Linked DNA regions of Homo sapiens: region 1 is linked to region 2. Evidence: chromatin loops called from intact Hi-C (ENCODE). Cell type or tissue: GM12878. All regions are shown on one strand. Links, peaks and the distances in the headings refer to the core of each region. The heading gives the core; the rest is flanking DNA. Region 1 overlaps DENND5B (DENN domain containing 5B). Region 2 overlaps DENND5B (DENN domain containing 5B).

The links. Hi-C counts contacts between places; a loop is a spot of excess contacts. Peaks named below come from ENCODE experiments on the same cell type or tissue, not always from the same donor. Only the 100,000 strongest peaks of a DNase experiment are listed, where the experiment ranks them.
Region 1: it touches region 2 in a loop (3-fold over the local background); 2 of 110 quality-filtered maps call a loop at or near these places.

What each region holds. Positions count from the first base shown.
Region 1 is chr12:31,461,782-31,476,732 of GRCh38, forward strand. The region is part of intron 3 of DENND5B (DENN domain containing 5B); the gene reads right to left. It also overlaps the pseudogene LOC100422622. Among named protein-coding and RNA genes, the nearest start is that of LINC02387, 100 kb to the left of the region's middle. In GM12878, for the core only: no CTCF peak of the experiment used is centred there; no DNase peak of the experiment used is centred there.
Region 2 is chr12:31,398,402-31,413,352 of GRCh38, forward strand. It overlaps DENND5B (DENN domain containing 5B), which reads right to left. Exons shown (of 21, transcript NM_144973.4): 14 at 10,862-10,983; 15 at 4,097-4,242; 16 at 1,253-1,371. Among named protein-coding and RNA genes, the nearest start is that of LINC02387, 37 kb to the left of the region's middle. RefSeq lists enhancers at 6,710-6,849, 7,730-7,899. In GM12878, for the core only: no CTCF peak of the experiment used is centred there; DNase peaks (open chromatin) are centred at 8,150 and 9,384; H3K4me3 peaks cover 434 bases; H3K27ac peaks cover 2,183 bases.

The DNA.
Region 1 (14,951 bases), core at 4,689-7,188, 61 kb after region 2:
GGCTTGTAATAATCCTTTCACAGAACCCACTGTGAACAAACACAGTAAAATCTTTGGGAGGAAGAATTTAGGGGAGTCTTTTTAAAAAGGTTAAGAAAATGATCAGATGTTACTTGAGTCACATCAACTCAAAGACCTGACCAAGCATAAACAGGATGTTTTCCATTTAAATTTTTTGTGTCATTTTATAATTTTAAATGACTACCTTTTTGGTAATGAATCATCAGTTATCCACAGCCCAAGTTTACTTAAAATTTTCCTTATTTGATTCATAAAGATTCAAATTTTAGGTGAAAATCTGTTTATAGGAATAACTTCTAGAACAAACACCAGGTGGCCTAAAAGGTAGGGGTCAGTCATACGAGCACAAAGAGCTAACCTAATTACCTGGGGTGGATACACACATTTTACAGCCAAGGCCCACTGAAGAAGCTAGGCTGAGACAGCTGGTACTCTCTGTGCAGGTGAGGCGGGTAGTAGAGGAGATCAGAAAATCAGTTCCTACCACTCTGCTAGGATAATCAGGCAGATGTTTGAACTGTAGGCAATATGGGTCTTTTATCCCAGGGGCGGGGGCGGGGTGAGGATGAAAAGCTGACCTGAAACCCCTGAGGTCGGCTGGATGGCCCCTAGAAGTAGAAACTGTGCCCTAATCAGAACTAATTGAAGTTCTGCACTATCACAGGACTCCATTATGGCACTTGGCCCCCGTACTGTCTCTCCTCTCTGTGGGTTTCCTAAGGACAGAGTGGCATCCACTTTCTCTGATTTTACCCATAAAGCATAGGGCCCACTTCACACCCAGTGCTGACTAAAATTTACTGATAACTACTAAATGTTATGTTTTTTTTCCTCTTAAGTTCAACAGAATCCTAACAAAATACAAAAAAAGGCCGGGCAGGCACAGTGGCTTATGCCTGTGATCCCAGTACTTTGGGAGACCGAGGTGGGTGGATTACCTGAGGTCAGAAGTTAGAGGCCAGTCTGGCCAACATGGTGAAACCCCATTTCTACTAAAAATACAAAAATTAGCAGGGCATGGTGGCAGGCACCTGTAATCCCAGTTACTTGGGAGGCTAAGGCAGGAGAATTGCTTGAACCCAGGAGGCGGAGGTTGCAGTGAGCCGGGATTGCACTACTGCACTCCAGCCTGGGCAACAGTGAGACTCCGTCTCAGAAAAAAAAACAAAAAACAAAAAGCCAAGCACAGTGGCTCAAGACCTGCAATCCCAGCACTTTGGGAGGCCAAGGCAGGAGAATCACCTGAGGCCAGGAGTTCAAGACTAGCCCGCCCATCATGGCAAAACCCTGTCTCTAGTAAAAATATAAAAATTAGGCATAGTGGCACATGCCTGTAATCTCAGCTACTTGGGAGGCTGAGGTACAAGAATCACTTGAACCCAGGAGGCAGAGGTTGCAGTGAGCTGCGATCGTACCACTGCACTCCAGGCCTGGGTGACAGAGTGAGATTCTGTCTCAAAAAAACAAAAAACAAACAAACAAAAAACCCAACAACAACAACAAAAACTCACCAGGAGTAGGCAGAGACAGTAATTTACAGTTATAGACTATGAAGACCAAATCCAGAGAAATCTCCTTAGATTCTGCTCTGTGGCCATCATTTCAACCAAGGATTGGGGCCTTTTATATTCTTGTAACCTCAGTATCTACCACAGTATCTGACATATAATAGAGGCTAAAACAATATTTTTGAACGAATAGATGATGATGGGATAAGAATATATATAATTTTGCTAGATATCTATAACTTAAAAAGACATGCTTAGATTTTATTCCATCCATGTGTTGTGAGTGTTCTATGTCTATTCTTCTTTCCAGTTCTGTATTCTCTTCAAGACTGGTTGAAGTACCACACACATTATTAATTTTTTTTTTGAGATCGAGTTTTCACTCTTGCTGCCCAGGCTGGAGCGCAATGGCTCAATCTTGGATCACTGCAACCTCCACTTCCTGGGTTCAAGCGATTCTCCTGCCTCACTCAGCCTCCTGAGTAGCTGGGATTACAGGCACACGCCACCACACCTGGCTAATTTTTTTGGATTTTTAGTAGAGATGGGGTTTCACCATGTTGGCCGGGCTGGTCTCGAACTCCTGACCTCAGGTGATCCACACGCCTTTGCCTCCCAAAGTGCTAAGATTACAGGCGTGAGCCACTGTGCCCAGCCCACACGCTTTTTAATAATGCAATTACTCAGCAGAAATAAGACAATTCTTTTTAACTGAATCAAGAAATAAAAGGCAGAGTTTTCTTCTTTAAGCATTTTTTTTAAACTTAAATATTTTAGGAAAGTCTTTTTATAATTGATACTCAAAGTGATGAATGTATAAAAGAAGTTATTTTAATATTTAAGACAGGCCTCAGCAAGGCACATGAGGCTCTTCATGATTTGGCCCTTGTCTGCCTCATTCCTTATCATCACTCCATATGCAGTAAGACCACTTGCTTGCAGTCCATGTTTTCACAGGCCTTGTGCCCCTTGTATATTGTTTTCCTCTGCCCAGAATGTCCCTTCCTCTTGCACTGCCTGACTAGGTTCCACTTTTTCCTCAGGCAATTGCTTCTTTGGAAAGCCTTCCCTAACACTTCTTATTATCACCAGAGTACTATCTACATGCTTCAACAGTACCCTATCTTTATTTCCATCCCAGGAATTATTCATCTCACTGAAACATTACAATTCTATCATAATTCTCTCTTCATGGTCTCTCTTCCCCAATACCCCATCATCTCCTAGAGAGCAATATATGTATTTTTCTTTTTATTTATTTATTTTTGGAGACAGGGTCTCACTCTCTCGTCCAGGCTGGAGTGCAGTGGTGCGATCTTGGTTCACTGCAGCCTCTGCCTCCCAGGTTCAAGTGATTCTCATGCCTCAGCCTCCCGAGTAGCTTGGATTACAGCTGTGCACCACCACGCCTGGCTAATTTTTTGTGTTTTTTGTAGAAAGGGGTTTCGCCATGTTGGCCAGGCTGGTCTTGAACTCCTGACCTCAAGTGATCTGCCTGCCTGCCTCCGCCTCCCAAAGTGCTGAGATTACAGGCATGAGCCACTGTGCCTGGACATATCTGTATTTCTAATCTCAGAATTGTTAACATTCAACATATGACCTACTACATGATGAGTAGCCAGTAAACGTGCTTTGAGAAATTAATATGTTAACATCTAAGGCATGTAAAATGAAATAAAAGTAGACATTAAAAAATTATGCTTGACTATATTATACAATAAAAACATACTGTCAAAAATGTGCCTAGTGATGGCTCTGGCACAGATCCCAAGGTGGCAATGGCCTCTGCTGCCTCAGCCCCTGCCATGCTGTCCACCAGCATCACTGTGGAGAATAAGGTCAGCCCCTCAAGGGCAACAGAGGGGTCTAGGTCTGGACCTGTGGCTGGCGGCACAGGAGCCATGGTGGTGCAGACCAGGAGCTGTGTCTAGCAAGGCTTATGCCCTGCCAAGCACTGCCAATGGAGATGTGAAGCTGCTGGTGGTATCCAGCATGCCTCTGGTGGACTTCCTGATGTAGCTGGAGGATTATACACCTATGATCCTGGATGCTGTGACTGATTATTTTTTATTTTTGAGATGGAATCTCGCTCTGTTGCCCAGGCTGGAGTGCAGTGGCATGAACTTGGCTCACTGCAACCTCCGCCTCCTGAGTTCAAGTGGTTCTCCTGCCTCAGCCTCCCCAGCAGCTGGGATTACAGGTGCACACCACCATGCCTGGCTAATTTTTGTATTTTTGTAGAGACGGGGTTTCACTATGTTGGCCAGGCTAGTCTCAAACTCCCGACCTCAAGTAATCCACCTGTCTCAGCCTTCTAAATGCAGGGATTACAGGCGTGAGCCATGCGCCTGGCCCAATGTGACTGAGCATTATCTGAATTATGTTGGCTTTGAGGTCTCAGACACATGCATAATTTGGCTTATCTCCCTAGTTTCACAGAAATTCATCTCAGGTATTGCCAACAATGACCTACGGCACTAGAAAATGAAAGGCACAGCCTCTGGCAGCTCCTGAAGTAAGAGCAAAGACTAATCATGGAGTACTTGACCCCTGTCCTCAGTATGACATCAATGTGGAGCCACCACACCACCTAAGCCACCCAACCTAAACATGTTTGTCTGTAACAAGCTTCACTGTGACCAAAAAATGTCAAAGAAAGGGCTAATTGTAGATTAAACACAGGTAAAGAGAGAATTCATAAAGCAGGAGACAGATGTGGAGAAATTACCCAGAATGCAGCACAGAGACACACAGAAAATTGGAATGAGGCTGGGTGTGGTGGCTCACGCCTGTAAGCACTTTGGGAGGCCAAGGCGGGCGGATCACAAGGTCAAGAGATCGAGACCATCCTGGCCAACATGGTGAAACCCCGTCTCTACTAAAAACACAAAAATTAGTTGGTCATGGTGGTGCACACCTGTGGTCCCAGCTACTCGGGAGGCTGAAGTAGGAGAACCACTTGAACCCAGGAGGCAGAGTTTGCAGTGAGACAAGATTGCAACACTGCACTCCAGCCTGGCAACAGAGTGAGACTCCATCTCCAAAAAAAAAAGGGTTGAGAGATAATGGAAGATTGAGCAAGACAGATTAACATGTTTAAGGCTGGACACAGTGGCTCATGCCTGTAATCCCAGCACTCTGGGAGGCCACGGCGCGTGGATCACTTGAGGTTAGGAGTTCGAGACCAGCCTGACCAACATGGTGAAACCCCGTCTCTACTAAAAATACAAAAATTAGCTGGGCATGGTGGCATGCGCCTGTAGTCCCAGCTACTCAGGAGGCTGAGACAGGAGAATTGCTTGAACCCAGGAGGCGAAGGTTACAGTGAGCAGAGTTTGCACCACTGTACTCCATCCTGGGCAATAAAGTGAGACTCTGTCTCAAAAACAAAACAACAACAACAACAAAAAAAAGTTTCACTAGAATTTCAGGAGGATTAAAAAAAGATACATGAATGCAATATTTACAAAGATAGTTGAGAATTTTCCAAAATGGGTAAAGGACATTAATTCTTAAATTTCAGGAAACATAATGAACCACAAGCAGAACAAATAAAGCCTCATTCAGATAAATCAGTCAAAATATCACACACCAAAGACAGAAAATCTTAAATATAACCAGAGTTGAAAAGACAGATTTCTGGCTAATGAGTAACAATGAGAGTCATTCATTAGAATGACATTAGAGGTGATGGCTGACTTCTCAACAGCAATACAGGAAACCAGAAGATGATAGAATATTATCCTCAGAGTTCTAAGAGAAAAAAACTTTTAACATATAATTTAACATCCAATGAACTATTTAAGATGATAGAATATTATCCTCAGAGTACTAAGGAAAAAAAAAAAACTTTTAACATAGAATTTAACATCCAATGAACTATTTTTCAAAAACAAGGACAAAATAAGATCTAATAGAGAAAGCTATCTCAGGAAAGGAACTTCTAAGAACACATGTTAGGAAGAAGACTGATCTCAAAAGAAATCTCTAAGATATGAAATAAAATGTGAATTTTCAAAAAATAATAACTGAGGCTGGGTGCAGTGGCTCACACCTATAATCCCAGCACTTTGGGAGGCTGAGGCAGAGGACTGCTTGAGCCCAGGACTTCACGACCAGCCTGGACAAGACAGTGAGACCCCCATCTCTACAAAAAGAAAAAAAAAAAGTAAGAAAAAAATTAGCCCAGCATGGTGGCGTGTGCCTGTAGTCCCAGCTATCAGGAGGCTGAGGCAGTAGGATTGCTTGAGCCCAGGAGTTCAGTCGCATCACTGCACTCCAGCCTAGGCAACAGAGTGAGACCTTATTTCAAAGAAAAACAAAATAAGGTCACTATGAGTAAATTTAAACAAAACCAAGTGTATAGAATAAAAATGTCTAATTTGAGGGATTATTAAAACTGAACAATCATAACAAGTAAGCCACAATGGGCATGGAGTTAAAGCATTTTATAGTTATCTGTGAAGATTCTATAACATAAGAGTAACTGTTCATGTTGAAATCTCAAAATTTATCATTAAGAAAAAGAGCATATAACATCTAAACAGAAAAAACTGCAATGAGAAAAAAATTTAAATCAATTCAAAACATCAAAAACAGAGAGAGAGAGAAAAGCAAGACAAATGGCCAAAATAAATGAAATTTTAAAAATTCTTAGAACTAGCCAGGTATGATGGCTCACACCTCTAATCCCAGCACTTTGAGAGGCCGAGGTGAAAGAATTGCTTGAGCCCAGGAGTTCAAGACCAGCCTGGGCAACATACAGAGACCCCACCTCTAAAAAAAATTTAAAAATTGGCCAGGTGTGGTGGCATGCACCTGTAGTCCCAGCTACAAGGGAGGTTGAGGTGGGAAGATGGCCTGACCCTGAGAAGTTGAGGCTGCCATAAGCTGTGATCACACCACTGCATTCCAGTCTGGGCAACAGAGCAAGACCCTGTCTCAAATTATTTATTTATTTATTTATTTTTAGAATTCAATGATAATGAAAGTATCAGATACTAAGACTTGTGGGATGTAGCTAACACAGGACTCAAGTGCTTAAGATACTGGTTTTGGTGGGCAGGTGGGGAGAAAGAAAGGTTTAATAAGCCCAAAAAAAGTAGTAGAAAGAAGTGAATAATAAAAACAAAACCATAAATTAATAAAACAGAAAACAAAGGTACAACAGAAGATACCAATGAAAGTAAAATCTGGTTCTTTAAAGAGTAATAGGGCTGGGCACAATGGCTCATACCTGTGATCCCAGCACTTTGGGAGGCCAATGCAGGAGGATCGCTTGGACCCAGGAGTTTGGGACTAGTCTAGGCAACACAGTGAGACCCTGTCATTTCAAAAAATAAAAAAAAAAATTAGCCAGGCATGGTGGCACACACCTGTAGCTCCAGCTACGTGGGAGGCTAAGGCAGGAGGATTGCCTGAGCCCAGGGAGGTCAAGACTGCAGTGAGCCTAGATCGTGCTACTGCACTCCAGGATGAGCGACAGGGTGAGGCCCTGTCTCAAAAAACCAAACAAACAAAAGGAAGTAATATAATTGACAAACTTCAGGTAAAAATAATTGGGGGAAAAAGAGAATGCACAAACAGTATTAGGAATGAAAAGGAGGACAAAACTACAGATATAACAGGGGTCAAGAAAACAAGGAAATATTAAGACTTTTTGCTAATATATTGAAAGCTTAATAAAAATTTTCTTAGAGAAAATAGCAAGGAACAAAAATTTATTCAAGAAAAAAATAGAGGTGGCCAGGTGCATTGCCTCAGGTCTGTAATCCCAGCACTTGGGAGGCCGAGGCAGGTGGATCACTGGAGGTCAGGAGTTCAAGACCAGCCTGGCCAACGTGGTGTAACTTGTCTCTACTAAAAATACAAAAATTAGCTAGCTGTGGTGGCATGTGCCTGTAATCCCAGCTACTCGGGAGGCTGAGGCAGGAGAATCACCTGAACCTGGAGGCAAAGGTTGCAGTGAGCCAAGATCACGCCACTGCACTCCAGCCTGGGTGACAGAGACAGACTCCATCTCAAAAAAAAAAAAAAAAGAAGAAGAAGAAGAAGAAGAAATATAGAGGAGCTTCTGGACTGGCAAATACATTAAGGTGCTGGGTAAGTCCAAGGAAAGCATAGCAGTTCTGCACCCACCCCTACACCTTTTGCACCTCTCTTCCATTTGGCTGTTTCTGAGTTGTATCCTTTATAATAAACCAGTTAGCAATAAGTAAAGTGCTTTCTTGAGTTCTGTGAATCATTCTGGGAATTTATAGAACTTGAGGGGTTGGGGGATGGTGTTGGGGAACCCCTGATTTTGTAGTCATCCAAGAAAAAATGTATGTGGCCTGGTGCTACGGTTTGGACATGGTTTGTTGGCCCCAATGTTGGAGGTGAGGTGTTTGGGTCCTGGGGGTGGATCTCTCATGAATGGCTTTGTGCCATTCTCATGGTTGTGAGTGAGTAGTTTTTCACTCTTACTTTCCATGAAAATTGGTTATTGAAAAGAGTCTGGCATCTCCCTCCTCTCTCTTGCTTCCTTCCTCTTGCCATGTGATTCTGGCTCCCCTTCACCTCCTGCCATGAGTAGATGCTTCCCAAGGCCCTCATCAGAAGCAGGTGCTAGCACATGCACAGAACTGTGAGCCAAATAAACCTCTTTTATTTTTCTTTGAGACAGGGTCTCGCTCTGTCACGAGGCTGTAGTGCAGTGACATAATAATGGCTCACTGCAGCCTCTAACTCCTGGGCTCAGGTGATCCTCGACCTCAGCCTCCCAAGTAGCTGGGACTACAGGCATACACTACCATGTCTGGCTTTTTTTTTTTTTTTTTCTTTGGAGATGGAGTTTCCCTTGTTACCCAGGCTGGAGTGCAATGGTGCGATCTCGGCTCACTGCAGTCTCTGCCTCCAGGGTTCAAGCGATTCTCCTGCCTCAGCCTCCCGAGTAGCTGGGATTACAGGCATGCACCACCACGCCTGGGTAACTCTGTATTTTTAGTAGAGATGAGGTTTCTCCATGTTGGTCAGGCTGGTCTCGAACTCACAACCTCAGGTGATCCACCCACCTCGGCCTCCCAAAGTGCTGGGATTACAGGCGTGATACACTGTGCCCGGCCTTATTTTTAATTTTTTTGTAGAGACGGGGTTTCACCATGTTACCCAGGCTGGTCTTGAACTCTTGGGCTCAAGAGATCTGCCTGTCTCAGCTTCCCAGAGTGCTGGGATTACAGGTGTAAGCCACTGCACCAGGCCAAACTTCTTTTCTTTATAAATTAACCAGCCTCAGGTATTTTACAGTAACACAAATAAACCAAGACACCTGATACCTCATTTGTGGCTGGCATCAGAAGTGAGGACAGTCTTGTGAGAATGAACTCTTAAACCTGTGGAGTCTGACATTCAGTTAGGAATGAATTGAACTGTTGGGCATCCAGTTGGTATCACAAATTGACAGGTGTTGGGGAGGAAAGACTCTCTCACTTGGTGTCAGAAAAACTGAGATTTGTTATAACAGCCCAGGCTCATGGAAACCTGTGGTTTGGGAAGAGGGACAATGAGAGGGTGGGGAATTAGGAACCTTTAATTCCTGGGTGGCCACTCATGGGATGGAGCAGTAGCTGTGCTGAGACCATTTACTGAAGGTAAAAGTAACTAATGGAATTTAGAGATGAATCCACCTCCCAGGGAGTGGGATTCACTGGATATATAAGGAAATGCAAACCAACAGAAAAAAGTTAAATATAAAATCCCTTGGTTATTGTTCTATGTAAAAGCTAAAATGAAATTTAAAAGAGTGCTAGGTCAACCTTGATGCTGGACCAAGCTCAGATTTCTGCTGGTCAGGGCGTGACAACTAGCCTCAAAGCCACTCCCAACGGGAAAAATTATGTGGAAACCGCCTGGGCATTTCCTCACCAACACCCTTAGGTATTCTGTAGTTTCTTGGTTTTGTGGTTCCCCCATGTGGAGTACCTTTCTGGTGACCAGAGATCTTAGAGACACTCTTTGTTGTTTCCACATAATTTTGTTGTGTTTGAGAAGGAGTCTCGCTCTGTCACCTAGGCTGGAATGCAGTGGCATGATCTCAGCTCACTGCAACCTGCAATTCTCGGGCCTCAGCCTCCCAAGTAGCTGAGATTACAATCGCACACCACCATGCCTGTATTTTTTTTTTTTTTTTTTTTGTAGAGACAGGGTTTCGTGATGTTGGCCAGGCTGGTCTCACACTCCTGACCTCAAGCAATCTGCCACAAGGGAGGTAGAGATGGAGTTTCACCATGTTGGCCAGGCTGGTCTTGAACTCCTGCCCTCAACAGAAACCAGGGGATAGTATGAAGTCTCATTTTATAGATAAGTATCATCCACTTCCTGATGAATCTCTGCTACAGGAACTAATTTCGAGGCAGTATCTTTATTTTTAAATGCTGCAGCGTGGAAGAACATGCTTGGGTTGACACAGGGCCCACAGCTCACTATGGAACAATCACAGATGGCTATATGTGATCCAGACACAAAGGTGATGATTCAGTCAGAAATGAATTGAACTGTTTTATCCAATCCTTGAGGGACCAGCCAGTCTCAAGGACTGGATAAAAGCTACTCGAAGTCTGTTTACCTTGAGAAGGGAGACTGCCCAATTCCCCCTATAAATTCCAAGTGGAACACCCCAGATGAAGAAGCTGATATGCTCTGCACAAAAGCCACGCAGGACTGGCTTTATGATAATCGGGATATTCACCCGCTGAATACATCCGTTACCCAGGGCAAATGCTGCGGTTAGGGAGGCTCCTTTTATGTGGGCACTCCATGTAACTTTACTGCTTCAAAATCTAACATTACGAGAAGCCTTATTGAATTTGCTATCTCAGCTTACTCTCATCTTACAGATGCTAATAAAAACATTAATAATGAGTCAAAGGACTCAACCCAGCAGGGTGGAAATTTTTAAGTGTCTATTAAGAAATAGGGTGAATAAAACAGACCTTGATGGGACTGAAACAAAAGTCTTTTTTGAGATGGAGTCTTGCCCTGTCTCCCAGGCTGCAGTACAGTGGCACGACCTCGGCTCATTGCAACTTCCACCTCTTGGGTTCAAGCGATTCTCCTGCCTCAGCCTCCCAAGTAGCTGGGATTACAGGGGCACACCACCATGCCTGCCTAATTTTTGTATTTTCAGTAGAGACAGGGTTTCCCTATGTTGGCCAGGCTGGTCTCAAACTCCTGAACTCAGGTGATCTGCCCACCTCGGCCTTCCAAAGCATTGGGATTACAGACATGAGCCACGGCACCCAGCCTGAAATGAAAGTCTTAATATAGCACTACCAAAGGTTGCATGGACTATAAGGACCCTCAGATGGTTTCCCAAAATTAAAGGGCTCAAACAAATCTGCTCTATTTGCCCCAGCACAGAGAAATTTAAAATGTAAGAAGGGAAAGATTACAATTAGAAACATGATCTGGAATTGCTTGGGGATATATAGTAAGGTAAATTAATCAAAATAAAGACTCACAAAAGGGCCAAGATACCTTGCTGAACACCCAAAACCTAATGCACAGGAGTGGGTCAAATAATCAAGGGATGGAGAAGTTTCTGGGACTCATTTGAGAGCCTTATATGCTGTTGCACCAAAATCTTCTAGTGAAGTCTTTTTAAAAAAAAAAAGATAGGGTCTCACTGTGTCACACAGGCTGGAGTGCAGTGGCACAATCTCAGGTTACTGCAACCTCCACCTCCCAGGCTCAAGCGATCTCCCACCTCAGCCCCTGTAGTAGATGAGACTACAGGTGCACACTACCATGCCTAGCTAATTTTTGTATTTTAGTAGAGATGGGGTTTTGCTATGTTGCCCAGGCTGGTCTCAAACTCCTGGGCTCAAGTGATCCTCCTGCCTCAACCTCCCAAAGTGTTGGGATTACAGGCAGGAGCCATTGCCTCAACACAGTGGCTTACAGCCTTAACGCAGGCTACAATTAGAATGATAATATATTAAAGTGTTAAGGTTGATAGGATTAAGGAGGAAGTTTGAATGAAATTGGAATGTTTAAACACACTTTATCTAAATGTTTTATGGGAGTGGATCTTAGGTTTGACTGTTTCACCCCATTTCTCCTACCTAGTACAGTAAAACAGAGGGCACAGTGTCAATCTACCCTTCAAGCATTATTAATTGGACATGCTAAATGGGAATGAATTAGATTGCCTGAGCTCACGCAGTGTAGAACCGAGAAGCTGGAGCACTGGTACAGACAAATTCTCTGTATGTGGAGTGTGGGCTAGGGCTTATGTCGAAAGCCTGCGAGTGCCTCCCAGTGACAACTATCAGGGTGCTGGACTACAGACTTTCCATTTCAGAGGCAACTACTAAGTTTGCTATTGGATATTGATTTAAAGTGCCCCTATGACTGAAGGACATAAAACAATGCTGAAACTTGAAATATCCACGGTATCTAAGGCGATTTTGGAAAAACACTCTAATGGGAGAGGACAGTGCCCAAAAGAGATCCCTATTGAAAAAGAAATGGTTTATACTGGATCTTGTTACCAGAGGAATGCAAGGAAGAGATTCTCACATATAGGGAGCCTCTTTTTCCCTTGGACTGACTTTGGAACTGTAGGAGAACCTTCTGCATTTAATTGTCACTTGGACAATGCCCTATAAATACCTCTCAGTTGACCAGCAAAGTACTGTTTGGTTTATGGATGGCAGTTCCAAGGAGAACTATGATGTCCACTTGAGCATGCCTAGCAATTTGTGATGAGAAAGCTCCCAACTTTTTCAAGAAAACTTTAAGTAGCTTCCACCTTCTGACAAGGTTAATTCACATACAACTCAAAGAGGAATGAAACGAACAGAGGGATGGCAGACAAGCACTGCAAAGGCACACAGGCATGCAGTGTGGTGTGGGTAGTGGTTTATTTCCACTATGAAGAACCAAAGGAGGTAAGCAAGGCCCAAAAATGTTTCTTAGACTTCAATTATTGGTATCAAAAGTTAGACAATGGTGTTTAAATTCCCCTTTTATTCTTCCACTAGTTCTTTGAAAAAAGAATCATACTCTGATTTTCATACTGTGCTGCTCCAGGTATTTCCCAGTTGCAGAACAAAGTGCCCATTTCTGATCTGGGGTCCTAGAAAAGAGCCTTCACATCCTGGGTACATTTTCTCTACTTAGAATTTCTAGCTAGTTACCACTGCAAAGTGACAGTGATATATGCATTTCCTAAATAACAGATTGAATTGGTTTAAATGGGCTGTGGATCAGAATTTCAAATCAGTCTAGAAGGACATTTTCATCACTGAAATCCACCTACTTTGATTCACTTTGGGTTTTCATGGTAACTCTTCAGCACACGCAATGTTTTTAAATTTATGGCATAGCTTTATCAGTGAGTAAGAAATGAAGTATCACATGTTATTAAAACCCCCTTAACACAGTTAAGAAGAGTAAAGGAGGGCACCCAAGTACAAATCAACATAAGGACACCTATTTCATTCATTTAACTGAAATATTTTTCTCTAATAGAAGAGACATTGTCAATATTAAAATCTAGATTTACACAGCGCTTTCATTTTATACTCTACAATTACTTCGCATGACACCTTTACAATAGACCCACAGAATGAGTTAATCATTTAAAAATAAATATTGAGACAGATAAGGAGAGGTTAAGTGCAGTGCCCAATACAGTTAACACAGTGGTTAAGCATCTGAAAAAAGACTGATGAAACCCAATTCTTAGTAGTACTACATTACTTACTAGCTGTATCATCTTGGGCAGATTACTTAGTTTCCCCAAGCCTCAATCTCCTCCTCAACAAAAAATGCACAACAGCACTAACTCACTGCTGTTGAGAGGATTAAATGTAGGGAAAAGATCCAAAATATACAATGCCTTTTTGTAGCACAATTCCTAACATAGAGTGATTTTAGTGAATGGTTATAAATTTACTGTATGGCAATTTTTTGGGGTATGTCACTTTAAATTTTTTAAAAATCTAGCTCTATAATCTCAGGATTCACTCTGTTGTTCTCGGCATACAGATTACAAAAAAATAGAGTATAAAACCATATCCATAAATGCTTATTCTTCTTCATTTGAAACTGAAATAAATTGGTAGATATTAATGAGCTAAAACTCCTGAACAGACTCCACAAACCAAACAGGACAAGCTAAGCAGTGGCTCACACCTGTAAACCCTACACTTTGGGAAGCTGAGGCAGGACGATCGCTTGAGCCCAGGAGTTTCAAACCAGCCTGGGCAGTGTAGTGAGACTTCATCTCCACTAAAAATAAAAAACATTAGTCAGGTATGGTAATGCATGCCTGTAGTCCCAGCTACTCAGGAGGCTGAGGGGTGAAGGTTGCTTGAGCCCTGGAGTTTGAGGTTGCAGTGAGCTACGATCATGTCACTGCATTCCAGCCTGGGCACCAGAGTGACACCCTGTCTCAAAACAAACAAACAAAAAAAGAGCAGAAATAGGAGAGCTCAGGACAGACCACAAACGGTGAGACATAACCTGCTACTTAAAAGAGGAGGTGTGGGCCGGGTGCGGTGGCTTACACCTGTAATCCCAGCACTTTGGGAGGCCAAGGCAGGCAGATCACCTAGGGTCAGGAGTTCGAGACCAGCCTAGCCAGCATGGCAAAACCTCATCTCTACTAAAAATACAAAGAAATTAGCCAGGCATGGTGGTGCGCGCCTGTAGTCCCAGGGACTTGGGAGGCTGAGGCACGAGAATCGCTTGAACCCAGGAGGTGGAGGTTGCAATATGCTGAGATTGCGCCACTGCACTCCAGCCTGGGTGACAGAGCAAGACTCCGTCTCAATAAAAAAAAATAAAAATAAAAAATAAAAGAGGAAGTGTGATAATGGAAGCTTTTGGAGTTTTTTTTTGCCTTCTAAAAAAAGCATGGTATACAATATAAAAGAACATTTATTAGGTTCTCAACTCTGGAATAAACTCTTGACTGTATCATTTAAAAAGGTTTTATGTTAAATGTAGTAATATGTTGAACCTTCACAACTTAGAGATAAGTGTAATTTATAGAAGATTATATGGGACTAATAAAACTAGTAATTATTATAATAGCATCAGCTATCATTTAGTCAGTGTCAATTATACCCTAAGTATTTTATACACGTTTTCTTATTTAATTGTCATAATAGATCAGTGAGAAAGGAGAAAAAAAAAAAACCCAAACTATTATCCCTATAGAGATGTGGCAACTGTCACACAGGAGGATTACCTAACTCGCCCATGGGTATAGTTAATAAATGACAGAGTAGACATTTGAACCCAGGATTGTTATGACTTCAAAAACCAATACTCTAAACCAGGCATGGTGGTATGTGCCTGCAGTCTCAACTACTCGGGACGCTGAGATGGGAGGATGGTGTGAGCTGAGGAGTTTGAGGCTGCAGTGTGCTAAGA
Region 2 (14,951 bases), core at 7,110-9,609:
TTGAGACAGGGTTCCCGCTCAGCCCCCTGAGTAGTTGAGACTACAGGTGTGCACCACCACACCTGGCTAATTTTTGTGTTTTTTATAGAGAGGTCTCATTACATTGCCCAGGCTGGTCTTGAACTCTTGGCCTCAAGTGATCCCCCCATCTCAGTCTCTCAAAGTGTGTGGATTACAGGTGTGAGCCACTGCACCCGGTCAGAATATTTTCAAACTAGAAATTAATTTGGGAGTTCAGGCACAGAAGAAAAGAGGACAATGTTTCCATAGAGTAGTGTTGGCTGTGACTAGTGGAATCCAAGAGATCTTTTCCTCCCACTGAAATTATTTTAGGCTTCTTTTTTATTTTCTTTTTTTTCTGAGAGTTATATTAATCTTTCCAACACTTGTGGACTAAGCAATAGCAGCAAACATCTGTTGTTTTAAAAAGTTTTTTGAGGCTGGGCATGGTGGCTCATGCCTGTAATCCCAGCACTTTGGGAGGCCAAGGTGGGTGGAACACTTGAGGTTAGGAGTTTGAGACCAGCCTGGCCAACATAGCAAAACCCCATCTCTACTAAAAATACAGAAATTAGCCGGGCGTGGTGGCAGGTACCTGTAATCCCAGCTACTCGGGAGGCTGAAGCACGAGAACTGCTTGAACCTGGGAGGCAGAGGTTGCAGTGAGCCGAGATTGCGCCATTGCACTCCAGCCTGGGCAACAAGAGTGAAACTCTGTCTCAGCCCAAAAAAAAAAAAAAAAAAGAGAGAGAAAGAAAAAAAAAAGTTTTTTGGGGGGCAATTTTGTATGACATAAACAAAAAAAAAATTGCCCCCCTCACCTGGAAAAAAAAACCCTAAAATTCAGAAGGCAGTGGAAGAGTTCAAACAATTCTTTTTTTTTTTTTTTTTTTTTGAGATGGAGTTTCACCTTGTTGCCCAGGCTGGAGTGCAACGGTGCAATCTCGGTTCACTGAAATCTCCCCCTCCCGGGTTCAAGCGATTCTCCTGCCTCAGCCTCCCAAGTAGCTGGGATTACAAGCGTACACCACCATGCCCTGCTAATTTTTTTTTATTTAGTAGAGATGGGGTTTCACCATGTTGGTCAGGCTGGTCTCAAACTCCTGACCTCAGGTGATCCACCCGCCTTGGCCTCTCAAAGTGCTGGGATTATAGGTGTGAGCCACTGTGCCTGGCCTACAATTCTTAAACCTTTTCTTACCTGAAGAGTCTTAAAACAAAGAATTCTGAGTTCCCAAGGCCATTTACTTACCTGTATGTATGTCCTGTGATTTCATTTCTGACCATGACACAATCCACTAGCCATTTGGCTAACAGTCCTGAGTTATCGTGACCAATCTGAACAGTGGTCAGCTTCCCCAAGTTCTGGCACTGTAGGGACAGGACCTTAGGTTATTTAGTACCCAATCCCATCCTGTTACATCTCAGCTTTACAGGTACTTTGGTTCCGTCTAATTTAACAACTGCAGAGACAAACCCTGCATAATGTATTCAGCTATGCACTAGAGAAATATATTCACATATATTCCTTGCTCTCAGGGAGCTCCCACATAATGAGATAGGAGACATATGGACATTAACTACCAAATGAGGGGCACTGCACACAGTGCTAGATTAGAGATGTAAAAAGTGCTAGAAGAACGCTGGGGAAGGAACAGTTACTTCTACTTGGGGAACCCACAAACAACACAGACAGTGACTTGTGCCTTGAAGGGTAAGAATAATTTCTAAAAACAGGAAAAAGATGCTATTTAGATTTTGTTACAAAGAGGTCAAGAAAACAATTATAGATTTTAAAAATCACTGACACTGATATTCTTTTCTTTTTTAGAAAATTTTTTGTGGGTACACAGTAGGTATATATATTTATAGGGTACATGAGATGTTGATATTTTTCTGTTCCAATAAGATACTAAGGCAGAACTGACCTCAGACCTCATATACTAGAAGTCTTTGAAGCTATTTTTTAAAAGGCATAGTTATCAATAAGTTATCTTCACTGGTCCTTTGTGGACAAGTACAAAATAAAGCAATGATAATAGGAATAGCAAAAATGAATACTAATTAAATTCTGACTTCTAAAATCTGATAATGAAAAGATCACTGACCCCAACAATGTGCTGGATGACAACATCAGAATTGTAAGTTCTTTTTTTTGGTTAATTTTAATTTTTAATTTTTATGGGTACCTAGTAGATGTGTATATTTATGGATTAATTGAGATATTTTGATATAGGCATGCAATGCCTAATAACTGTATCAGGGTAAATGGGGTGTCTGTCACCTCAAACATTTATCATTTGTGTGACAATCCAATTATACTTTTAGTTATTTTAAAATGTACAGTTAAATTATTGTTGACTATAGTCACCCTGCTGTGCTAGCAAATACTAGGTCTTATTCACTCTATTTTTTTGTACCCATTAGAGCTACGAGTTTTTTTTTTTTGTTTTTTTTTTAGACAGAGTTTCGCTCTCGTTGCCCAGGCTGGAGTGCAATGGTGCAATCTCCGCTCACCACAACCTCCGCCTCCCGGATTCAAGCGATTCTCCTGCCTCAGCCTCCCGAGAAGCTGGGATTACAGGCATGTGCCACCATGCCCGGCTAATTTTTGTGTTTTTAGTAGAGAGGGGGTTTCTTCATTTTGGTCAGGCTGGCCTCAGACTCCCGACCTCAGGTGATCCGCCTGCCTCGGCCTCCCAAAGTGCTGGGATTACAGGCGTGAGCCACTGGCCCGGCCAGAGCTACGAGTTCTTAAAGCACTTTATTCTTTGTATCTCAGTGAGAAGGCATCACCATGCTCTAACTTAGGGATGATGGCATCTTGAATTAGTTGTGCAGCAGAGATGGAAAGAAGTAGGTAGACATGAGAGAGACAGCTTAGAAATGGCAATGATGGGGGTTTTAATGTACTTTCATTATTGTTAGATGAAGAAAAGCCAAGGGTTTTAATATTTTATATACAGGTGGCTTTGAGTCTACTGCATGGATAAGGCCAAACTGGGCTCCTGGGGGCGGGAGGGCATCATGACTCTAAGTGGAAACTGCTATTTCGAGACCCCAAGGAACATGAGAATGGGACATTCAGTTCGTACCATTTCCTTCCTCAAACACAACAATTATTTGTCCTCTTCCTCCACCAAGATCAACCTGTGTACAGGCTTAACCCCATGGAACTATTTCACCAAGTAAGACTGAAAATTGACTACAATATTAAAAGGTGGCTGTTTGTTTTGTTTTGTTTTTTGAGACACAGTCTCACTCTGTCACCCAGGCTGGAGTGCAGTGGCACAATCCTGGCTCACTGCAACCTCTGTCTCCTGGGCTCAAGTGACCTCAGCCTTGCAAGTACCCAGACTACAGGTGCATGCCACCATGCCCAGCTAATTTTTGTATTTTTTGTAGAGATGGAGTCTCACCATGTTGCCCAGGCTGGTCGTCTCAAACTCCTGGGCTCAAGCAATCTGCTCACCTTGGTCTCCCAAAGTGTTGAGATTATAGGCATGAGTCACTGCGCCTGGCCAAAAGGCATTTTTATAGAATCATTCTATAAATGTCACCATGTGGTCTAAAACCAGTAAGCAGATGCTTGAACCCAGGAGGTGGAGGTTGCAACGAGTGAAGATCACACCACTGCACAGCCTGGGCGAAAGAGCAAGATTCCGTCTCAAAAAAAAAAAAAAAAAAATCCATAAGCATGAATATCAGCTCTCCTGTCCTTTTGCCAAAGGATGACCAGGTTTGGGCAGAAAACATTTTACAGTAGGGAGGAGAACCACCGCGGGGAAAACATTTATTTGAATATTTCCTGCTTGCTAGAATCTGTGCTAGACCCTGAAAATAGTAGGAGAAGACCTAGAAAGCCCCAAAGCACATCATTACAAGTGAAAAATAGAGCTTAACAATGAAAATGCAAAACAAATTAGTATATAAGCTGCTTAAGACAACTTTAGACATATAATCACAAAAATGATCCTGCACGCTTTGAGTGTTCCTCTATTTTATTTGATTCAAGGAAAAATGAAAAAGCCAGACAGAATCATCTGTAAAACTACACGTGATACATTCTTCTAGGAAAGGTATTAGCTGAACCTACCTCAAAGGTCATTTCGAGGAGGTTTTTGGGAATCTGCATTACTCCTGTGTCTCCCAGCTCTCCTGATACACAGATCCAAGGGTTTGATGTGATTATTGCATTGCTCAGCTTTTTGATTGGGATGATCACTGACCTATACGGAATCACTGAAAGAAAAATGCAGAAATTAATTAAAAAGCGGGAATAAAATTCTCCTTATAACAAAACATATATTAAGAACTCTTGTTGGTTTTCATTGATAATTTGCTTTTTATGAGCTATCAAGATGTACTTATACGAAAAGTTGAGATCATAACCTTTCAGTCTAGAAAGATGAGATCTAGTTTGCAAACCAGAAGTCTCAATACTCGTAGCAGTGGTTTTCACAGCATGTATATCATCATGTATGTATGATGCATATATCAACATTAAACGTATGAACAATCTCAAGCATTAGCACGAGAATACCTAAAGATGTGAACACTGACTGTGTATATTGTGTTTTCATTGCTTAAATTTTCTTAAAAATTAATTTTGTAACAAAATTGAATAGAAATGAACATGATTACTGATATGGTTTTATATAAAAAGAGGGGTGGATGACTTCTTGGACAGTATTGAGTTTCTTGGGCAATGCTTTAAAGCACTGCATTTCAGAACTTTCCTGTCCCAAGTTTACAGAACAATATGCAAAAACCACAAATAATAAACAATGGAACCTCCACTCTGGACATATCGTGAAGTCTATAAACCACAACTTTGAAAGCTATTAAGGTGACTCACACGCAAGAGGAGCCCAGGGAGGCTCTTCCACAGACAGACCACTAGATGTCACTGCCCTATCACTGTCCTTTGCTCAAATGTGGAAGCACGAGAGGTTAGATGTTATGCATGTCCTCCCTTCTTTTTTTTTCTTTTTTTTTTTTGCCAACATGGCAAAACCCCGTCTCTACTAACAGTACAAAAATTAGCCGGGTGTGGTGGCAGGCGCCTGAAATCCCAGCTACTTGGGAAGCTCAGGCAGGAGAATCACTTGAACCCGGGAGGCAGAGGTTGCAGTGAGCTGAGATTGCACCACTGCATTCCAGCCTGGGCAACAGAGTGAGACTCTGCCTCAGAAAAAAAAAAGAAAGAAAAAAGAAAACGGCTGGATGTGGTGGCCTGTAATCCTAGCACTTTGGGAGGCCGAGGTGGGTGGATCACAAGGTCAGGAGCTTGAGACCAGGCTGACCAACACGGTGAAACCCCGTCTCTACTAAAAATACAAAAATTAGCCAGGTGTGGTGGCACACACCTGTAATCCCAGCTACTCAGGAGGCTGAGGCAGGAGAATCGCTTGAACCCGGGAGGCAGAGGTTGCAGCGAGCCGAGATTGTGCCATTGCACTCCAGCCTGGGCAACAGGAGTGAAACTCCATCTCCAAAAAAAAAAAAAAAAAAAAAAAAAAAGTGCAGACAGGGCCAGGCACGGGGGCTCATGTCTGTAATCCTACCTAGCACCTTGGAAGGCTGAGGTGGGCAGATCACTTGCGCTCAGGAGTTCATGACCAGCCTGGGCAACAAAGTGAGACCTTGTCTCTATACAAAATAAAAAACATAATTAGCCAGGTCTGGTGGTACACACTTGTAGTCCCAGCTACTCAGGAGGATGAGGAGGGGGGATCCCTTGAGCCAGGGAGGTCAAGGATGCAGTGAACTCTGATCCCACCACTGCACTCCAGCCTGGGCAACACAGCGAGACCCTATCTCAAAACAAAAAGGGGGCAGATGGTTTAAGCACATAAGCATTTTTGTCCATCACAGCCATACATTTCTGGTTTTTTGTTTGTTGGTTTTCTAGAGACAGGATGTAGCTCTGTCGCCCAGTCTGAAGTGCAGCAGCCCAATCAGTGTTCACTGCAGCCCTGATCTCTGGGGCTCAAGCAATCCTCCCATCTCAGCCTCCCCAGCAGTTGGGACTACAGGTGCACGCTACCACACCTGGCTAACTTTATTTATTTAGAGTTTCACTCTTGTCGCTCAGGCTGGAGTGTAGTGGCACATTCTTGGCTCACTGCAACCTCTGCCTCCTGGATTCAAGTGATTCTCCAGCCTCGGCCTCCCAAGTAGCTGGGATTACAGGCGTCTGCCACCTCGCCCAGCTAATTTTTGTACTTTTAGTAGAGAAGGGGTTTTGACATATTGGCCAGGCTGGTCTCGAACTCCTGAACTCAGGTGATCCACCGGCCTCAACCTCCCAAAGTGTTGGGATTCCAGGCATAAGCCACCGCGTCCGACCTCTAGCTTTTTTTTTTTTTTTTTGAGACAGAGTTTTGCTCTTGTGGCCCAGGCTGGAGTGCAATGGCATGATCTCGGCTCACTGCAACCTCTGCCTCCCGGGCTCAAGCGATTCTCCTGCCTCAGCCTCCTGAGTAGCTGGGATTACAACTGCACACCACCACGGCCAGCTATTTTTTGTATTTTTAGTAGAGATGCGGTTTCACCATGTTGACCAGGATGGTCTCGAACTCCTGACCTCAGGTGATCTGCTCACCTCGGCCTCCCAAAGTGCTGGGATTACAGGCATGAGCCACCGTGCCCGGCCCCTAGCTAACTTTTTAATTGTTCTTTTGTTGAGACAGCATGTCACTATTTTGCCCAGGCTAGTCTTGAACTGGACTCAAGCGATCTTTTTGCCTTGGCCTCTCAAAGTGCTGGAACTCCAGGCATGAGCCACTGCACCTGGCCTGATTGTAAAATTTTAAAGTTTTTTTTTTTTGAGACACGGTCTCGCTCTGTCACCCAGGGTAGAGTGCAGTGGCACGATCTCAAGCTTACTGCAATCTCCACCTCCTGGGCTCAAGTGATCCTCCCACCTCGGCCTCCCCAGTAGCTGGGACCAGAGGTGTGCACCACTACGCCCAGCTATTTTTTTGTAGTTTTAGTAGAGGCAGGGTTTTGCCATGTTGCCCAGGCTGGTCTCAAACTCCTAAGCTCAAGAGATCTGCCTGCCTTGGCCTCCCAAAGTGTTAAGACTACCGGCATGAGCCACCTGCCATGTATGTATGTATGTATGTATGTATGTATGTATGTATGTATGTATGTATTTTTGAGGCAGAGTTTCACTCTATCTCCCAGGCTGGAGTGCAGTGGTGCAATCTCAGCTCACTGCAACCTCTGCCGCCCGGGTTCAAGTGATTCTCCTGCCTTAGCCTCCCAAGTAGTTGGGATTACGGGGGCTTGCCACCGTGCCCAGCTAATTTTTGTACTTTTAGCAGAGACGGGGTTTTATCATCTTGGCCAGGCTGGTCTTGAACTCCTGACCACGTGATTCACCCACCAAGGCCTCCCAAAGTGCTGGGATTACAGGTGTGAGCCATCGCACCTGGCCACTATTTATTTATTTTTTGAGAAGAAGTCTTGTTCTGATGCCCAGGCTCGAGTGCAGTGGGGCGATTTCAGCTCACTGCAACCTCCGCCTCCCGGGTTCAAGCGATTCTCCTACCTCAGTCTCTGGAGTAGCTGGGATTACAGGTGTGCGCCCACCATGCCCAGCTAATTTTTGTACTTTTAGTAGAGACAGGGTTTCCCCATGTTGGCCAGGCTGGTCTTGACCTCCTGACCTCAGGTGATCCGCCACCTCGGCCTCCAAAAGTGCTAGGATTACAGGTGTGAGCCACCATGCCCAGCCATTTTTTTTTTTAAGTAGGGTAGAATCAATATTTGTTGTTATCCTTGGGATTTCTGCCCATTTGATCATAAGAGGGGGTGTTAGAAGCCCTCCGTGAAAGATCTACAAGTAGGATGAAAAACATTTACTAAAGAAGGTGCCTAGATATAGCCTCACAATATGAGCTCATGGTTCAGTGCACTCTTAGATGAGGAAAACAAATGAGATAAATGGTTCATTTCCCTAATTTTACATAAAAGACTTTCTTTATGTTAGGTGAAGAGTCTCCCTTTGTGTCCTTTTATTTTGGCTTTAGGATAGGAAAATGTCAGAGAAAAGGCCATATATTCACGGTTTAGTAATCATCAGAATCAAATGGGTTTTGAAACTGAAAGCAGAAGAGGTTAGTGTTAAGACTTTATTTTAGGTGCCAGAGGCTTTTCTCATTTCTTGCACTGCTAAGAAAATCTGCAGAAAAAGGCATGTTTAGGGTCAGCAGTTCTGTGGCTGCAAAAGGCCCACAGATGCACAACAGTGATTTCATAGTTTAAGTATGAAAAAGCAATATGATTAAATTTAAAAATTTCTTTCATGAAGAATTCCTCAAATTGAAAGAGTTACTCAGATGAAGAGAAATCTACAGATATAAGGAGGATTTTAGGAATCCTCTACTGCTACTACTTCTTACTTATTTAGAGACAGTCTCAACCTGTCACCCAGGCTGGAGGGCAGTGGTGTGATCTTGGCTCACTGCAACCTCTGCCTCCCGGGTTCAAGTGATTCTCCCACATCAGCCTCCTGAGTAGGTGGGACTAAAGCAAGCGCCACCACGTCCGGCTAATTTTTGTATTTTTTGGTAGAGATGAGGTTTCACCATGTTGGCCACGTCAGTCTCGAACTCCTGACCTCATGTGATCCACCCGCCTTGGCCTCCCAAGGTGCTGGCATTACAGGTGTGAGCCACTGTGCCTGGCCTCTTCGATTTAATTAAATTAATTAATTAATTTATTTATTTATTTATTTTGAGACGGAGTCTCGCTCTGTCGCCCAGGCTGGAGTGCAGTGGCGCAATCTCGGCTGACTGCAACCTCCGCCTCCCGGGTTCAAGCAATTCTCCTACCTCAGCCTCCTGAGTAGCTGGGATTACAGGCGCCCACCACCACACCCAGCTAATTTTTGTATTTTTAGTAGAGACGGGGTTTCACCATGTTGGTCAGGCTGGTCTCTAACCCCTGCCCTTGTGATCCAACTGCCTTGGCCTCCCAAAGCGCTGGGATTACAGGCTTGAGCCACCGCGCCCGGCCCAATTTTAAAACTGTATATAACTTTTTAGTTTCTTACACCTGCAGTAACCTAATCAACGAATAGTAACTTGACAGGCATTACAGGATGGCCTAATCCCCATTCCAATTCCCTTTTCCTTTGTCTTCCGTTACCAGAGACTGGAAAGCCAAAACCTACACAATTCTGGCCAGTGAAATGTTAGTGATATTTATTGAGATTTTTTGGAAAATTATGTCTTTCTAGCACAGATCCTGCCCCTCCTTGGCACTCTCTCCTTCCTGCTGGAAGGTATGCTGAGAACAGCCATGTTGAAACCATGAGGTAACTAGCACACACAGAGCATGTCTAACAGGAAAAAGACAATGAGCCTGGGTCCGTGACAGCACTGCCCACTGCCTACTTTGAGACCTTTATTATGTAAGTGAAATTACTATGCTGTAAACCACTGGTTTTCAAGTTTCTGATACTTGCAGCTAAATGCAATTCCTAATTGATACAAGTAAAAATTCTCCAAAGTAAGGAAGAGGACCCACTGCAAATAAGAATTAGCAATGAAGGAAAGAATAAATGCTATCATTCGGCTTTCTATAAAAAATACATCTCTTGGACAGGCTCAGTGGCTCACACCTGTAATCCTAGCACATTGGGAGGTTGAGGCGGATGGATCACCTGAGGTCAGGAGTTTGAGACCAGCCTGGCCAACATGGTGAAACCCTGTCTCCACTAAAAACACAAAAATTAGCCGGGCATGGTGACATATGCCTATATACAGATGTGTGATTTGGGAGGCTAAGGCAGGAGAATCGCTTGATCCCAGGGGACGGAGGTTGCAGTGAGCTGAGATTCCACCACTGCACTCCAGCCTAGGTGACAGAGCCAGACACCATCTCAAAAAAACCAAAAACAATAACAACAACAAAAACAACAAAATCTCCAGGTCCAGCGTGGTGGCTCATGCCTGTAATCCCAGCACTTTGGGAGGCTGAGGCAGGTGGGTCACTTGAGGTCAGGAGTTCGAGACCAGCCTGGCCAACATGGTGAAACCCCATCTCTACTAAAAATACAAAAATTAGCCGGGTGTGGTGGGGCGTGCCTGTAATTCCAGCTACTCAGGAGGCTGAGGCACAAGAATTCCTTGAACCCAGGAGGTGGAGGCTGCGGTGAGCTGAGATCGTGCCACTGCACTCCAGCCTGGGTGATGGAGTGAGACTCTATCAAAAAAAAAAAAAAAAAAAAAAAAAAATTCTCCAATCAGCATTTCCTTCCAAAGTTGAATGATGTCCAATTGCATAAGTTTATTATTAACACACAGATACTTTGATTTTATGTGTTTTCGTTAAGATATTGAAATATTTACTTAATAAAACATTCCTTTTCTCATCTATTGTAGGTAACATTTCCTATCAAAGACTGGGTTTCTTGGGAAGAAATCTCTGAGTCAGAAATTAGCATGGACAATGCTGCTCCTGGGACCAACATGTGAGAAGGAAAGCAGGATTGGTTAAGCAAGATGTTAAGCTTCGATGCAGTCTCAATGAAATCCTCATCTATCTAACCCCCATGGTGAGCTCCGGGACAGCCCTTTGTTCAGTCATGGGATGCTGGCTGGAACTGACAGAAGGTATCATCTCCAGTGAGGTACTTTTCTTCAGTAAGGCGTTCTCTAAAGCCTGACAGCCAAGGGTTTCCTGTAGCACTCTTAGCATTTGGGGAATATCCTTTACTCCTAAACAGAGACCTGGGCGTATGTCACAATGTCACATGTACTATGGCATATCTTGCTTTAAAAAATATAAATGCTTTTATTGCATTGGTCACCTCAGTAACCCTTAACGGTCAATTCTCTAGACTTACTGATAGTGGTGAACACACTGGTGAAGCAGAAATAGTCCACAGCATTGAGAGAAAGAAGGTGGTAAAGAAACTGCTCTCTTTCTTCTTCGCAACGTAGAAAAGCATATCGCTTATAAAGCTTCCTAGGAAAGGGTAAGACAAGCACAAGACAGTAGTATCAAAGAAAAAAAAAAAAAACCAAGACAGTAGTATCATGTACTTTTCATTATGTCTTTTTTTTTTTTTTTTTTTTTTAAACAGAGTTTCTCTCTTGTTGCCCAGGCTGGAGTGCAATGGTGCAATCTCAGCTCACTGCAAACTCTGCCTCCTGGGTTCAAGTGATTCTCCTGCCTCAGCCTCATGAGTAGCTGGGATTACAGGCATGTGCCACCACGCCAGGCTAATTTTTGTATTTTTAGTAGGGATGGGGTTTCACCATGTTGGCCAGGCTGGTCTCCAACTCCTGACCTCAGGTGATCCATCTGCCTCGGCCTCCCAAAGTGCTGGGATTACAGGCATGAGCCACCATGCCCGGCCATTTTTTTTCTTTTGTTTCTTTCCCATTATGTCTTTTTTCCAGGATGGGGTCTCGCTATATTGCCCAGGCTGGTCTTGAACTCTTGGACTCAAGAAATCCTCCTGCCTCAGTCTCCCAAAATGTTGGGATTATAGGCATGAGCCACTGGGGCTGGCCCTCATTAAGCCTTGACTAAAAATAAATAGCTCCTCTTAGACAAACACCTTTAATCTTGAAAAAATAGATTCATTCTATTTCAATTCATAAAAATGGATATATAAACAGTTAATAAAACACTTTTAACCTAATAATTAAGGAAAAAATGCATCTATTTTATCTATCAAACTAATAAAGACTTAAAAGTGATGACCAGTGTTGACAAGGAAGAAATGAATGCCATTCTCACAGTTGGTGAGACTGAAAATTTCAGGAAAGCAATTCAGGTAACAATTACTTTAAACCAATCATACCCCTTGACTCATCAATTTTACTTTTAGGATTCAGTCCTAAAGAAACAGATGAAATGGGGCAAAGATTTCATTAAACACTTACATTTAAGCACTTTCCCAAGTGTTTTATAGGTATTAATACATTTAATTCTCACTCTATGAGGTAAGTCTATTAGTGCCTTTTTATTATTTATTTATTTATTTATTTTTCTTGAGATGAGGTCTCGTTCTATAACCCAGGTTGCTGGAGTGCAGCGATGCAGTAACAGCTCGCTGCAGCCTTGACCTCCTGGGCTTGAGTGTGCCTCCCACCTCAGCCTCCCAAGCTGCTGGGACCACAGGTGCACGCTACCACACTCAACTAATTTTTTATTTTTAGTAGAGATGGGGTCTCACTATATTGCCCAGGCTGGTCTTGAACTCCCAGGCTCAAGCAATCCTCCCACTTTGGCCTCTCAAAGTGCTGGGATTACAGGAGTGAGCCACCACACCCAGCCTAGTGTCATTTTACAGATGGGGAAAAGAGAGATACAGGAAAGTTAAATATTTTGTCCGAGGTCATTCAAACACTAACTAGAGAAGGCAATATTTGAACACAAGCATTCAGACTTCAGATTTTAAACTCTTCTGATACGGTGAAATGTTTATGGTACACTGTTAAGCTAATAAAAAGGATGATATTGAATCGCACATATAGTGTATCTTAATAAGAGAACATGCATAGAAGAAAAGTACAGAAGAAAATGTGAAATACTTAGTGTTCTTTATATAGCAGGATTGTAAGTGATTATCATTTTCCTCTTTGTACTTTGGCCACTATGAGCATAAATCACTTTTTTTTTTTTTTTTTGAGACAGTTTTGCTCTTATTGCCCAGGCTAGAGTGCAATGGCACGATCTTGGCTCACCGCAACCTCTCGTCTCCCAGGCTCAAGCGATTCTCCTGCCTCAGCCTCCAAGTAGCTGGGATTACAGGCATGTGCCACCACGCCTGGCTAATTTTGTATTTTTAGTAGAGATGGGGTTTCTCTACGTTGGTCAGGCTAGTCTCGAACTCCTGATCTCTGGTGATCCACCCGCCTCGGCCTCCCAAACTGTAGGATTACAGCCATGAGCCAACACGCCCGGCCTTTTTTTTTTTTTTTTTTTTTTTGAGACAGAGTCTCGCTTTGTTACCAGGCTGGATGGAGTGCAGTGGCGCGATCTCGGCTCACTGCAACTTCCGCCTCCTGGGTTCAAGTGATTCTCCTGCCTCTGCCTCCCAAGTAGCTGGGATTATAGGCATGCGCCACGACACCCAGCTAATTTTTGTATTTTTAGTAGAGACGGGGTTTCACCATGTTAGCCAGGATGGTCTCGATCTCCTGACCTCATGATCTGCCTGCCTCGGCCTCCCAAAGTGCTGGGATTACAGGTGTGAGCCACTGCGCCCAGCCAATAACTTTTTGTAATTGGAAAAAAAAACCACGCCAGTTTTAAGAAAACAAGGTCAGATTCACAGGCTATATGCAACACTTCATGCTTTATCAAACCTACTGTTTGGACATTAAAACTCATCTGAAAATGCTCCAGGGGGTATGTAATCCAAGTGTGATATATACAAATACAAAACTACAAAAAGCACTGGAACTCTAATAGGCTATCTTGTTTGAGGTCTTTGTTGAATTCTCTGCCTAACTTTGCTCCTTAGAAGTCAAAGTCCTTAGCCTTCAAATTAGCACTAATGTAAATATAAGGGCAATATATTTCATCCAAGACAGCTTCTTTTTTTTGTTTTTGTTTTTTGAGACAGGGTCTCGCTCTGTTGCCCAAGCTGGAGTGCAGTGGCCCAATACTGGCTCAAATGATTCTCCTGATTCAGCCTCCAAGTAGCTGGGATTACAGGTGCCTGCCACCATGCCCGGTTAATTTTTTTATTTTTTGTAGAGACAGGGTTGTGCCATGTTGGCCAGGCTGGTCTCGAACTCCTGACCTCAAGTGATCTGCCCACCTTGGCCTCCCAAAGTGTTGGGATTACAGGTGTGAGCCACTGCACCTGACCTCGAAGAGGGTTTCTTGATAGAGTAAACAGAAGAAATTAAAAGTTAACAATTAATTGACATGTACTTGACTGGTTTCCCGGCTCTAAACCAGTGGTTCCCAACCTTTTTGGCGCCAGGGACCTGTTTCATGGAAGATAATGTTCCCATGGCTGTCGCAGGGGCTGGGGAGGGGGAGGTGGATTCAGAATAAAATTGTTGCACCTCATATCATCAGTCATTAGAGTCTCATAAGGAGCACATAACCTAGATCCCTCACATGCGCAGTTCACAATAGGGTTTATGCTCCTTTGAGAATCTAATGCTGCTGATCTGACAGGAGGCGGAGCTTAGGCGGTAATGCTTGCTTGCCCTCGGCTCATCTCCTGCTGTGCAGCCCTGGTTCCTAACAGACCACAGACCAGTACTGGTCCATGGCCCAAGGGCTGGGAACCCTTGCCCTAAACTAGTGAATGCAAGGCTCTCAGAAGAAGCCCTTTACTGGGACCTCCTCACAGAACTTTATTATTTCTTTCTTTTTTTACTCCAGGTTTTATCTGTATACAACCTGTATACAGGTTTTACAATATAAGGTTTATACAAAATAATATAAGGTTTATATAAATTCATCCGATCTTTTGGATGTTACTGTCAGCTTGTGTGAACTAGCCAGCTTTTTGCCTGATTCTGGCAGAGCAATCCGGCCTTTTTTTTTTGAGATGGTCTTGCACTGTCGCCCAGACTGGAGCGCAGTGACATGATCTCAGCTCACTGCAACCTCCACCTCCCAAGTTCAAGTGATTCTCCTGCCTCAGCCTCCTGAATAGCCATGACTACAGGTGTGCGGCACCATGCCCTGCTAACTTATTTTTTGTAGAGACGGGGTTTCACCATGTTACCCAGGCTGGTCTTGAATTCCTGGACTCAAGTGATCCTCCCACCTTGGCCTCCCAAAATGTTAGGATTACAGGCAATGGCCACCATGCCCAACTGCAATCTGGCCTTTGGCTGTTAAATTTGGTGTGTCCCCCCAAAACGATCAAGTATTACATCAAAACAGTTTTCAAAGCACACGCCTGTTAGATAAAGAAGAATGCATGTGCACAGGATACAGCACTTCATACTGAA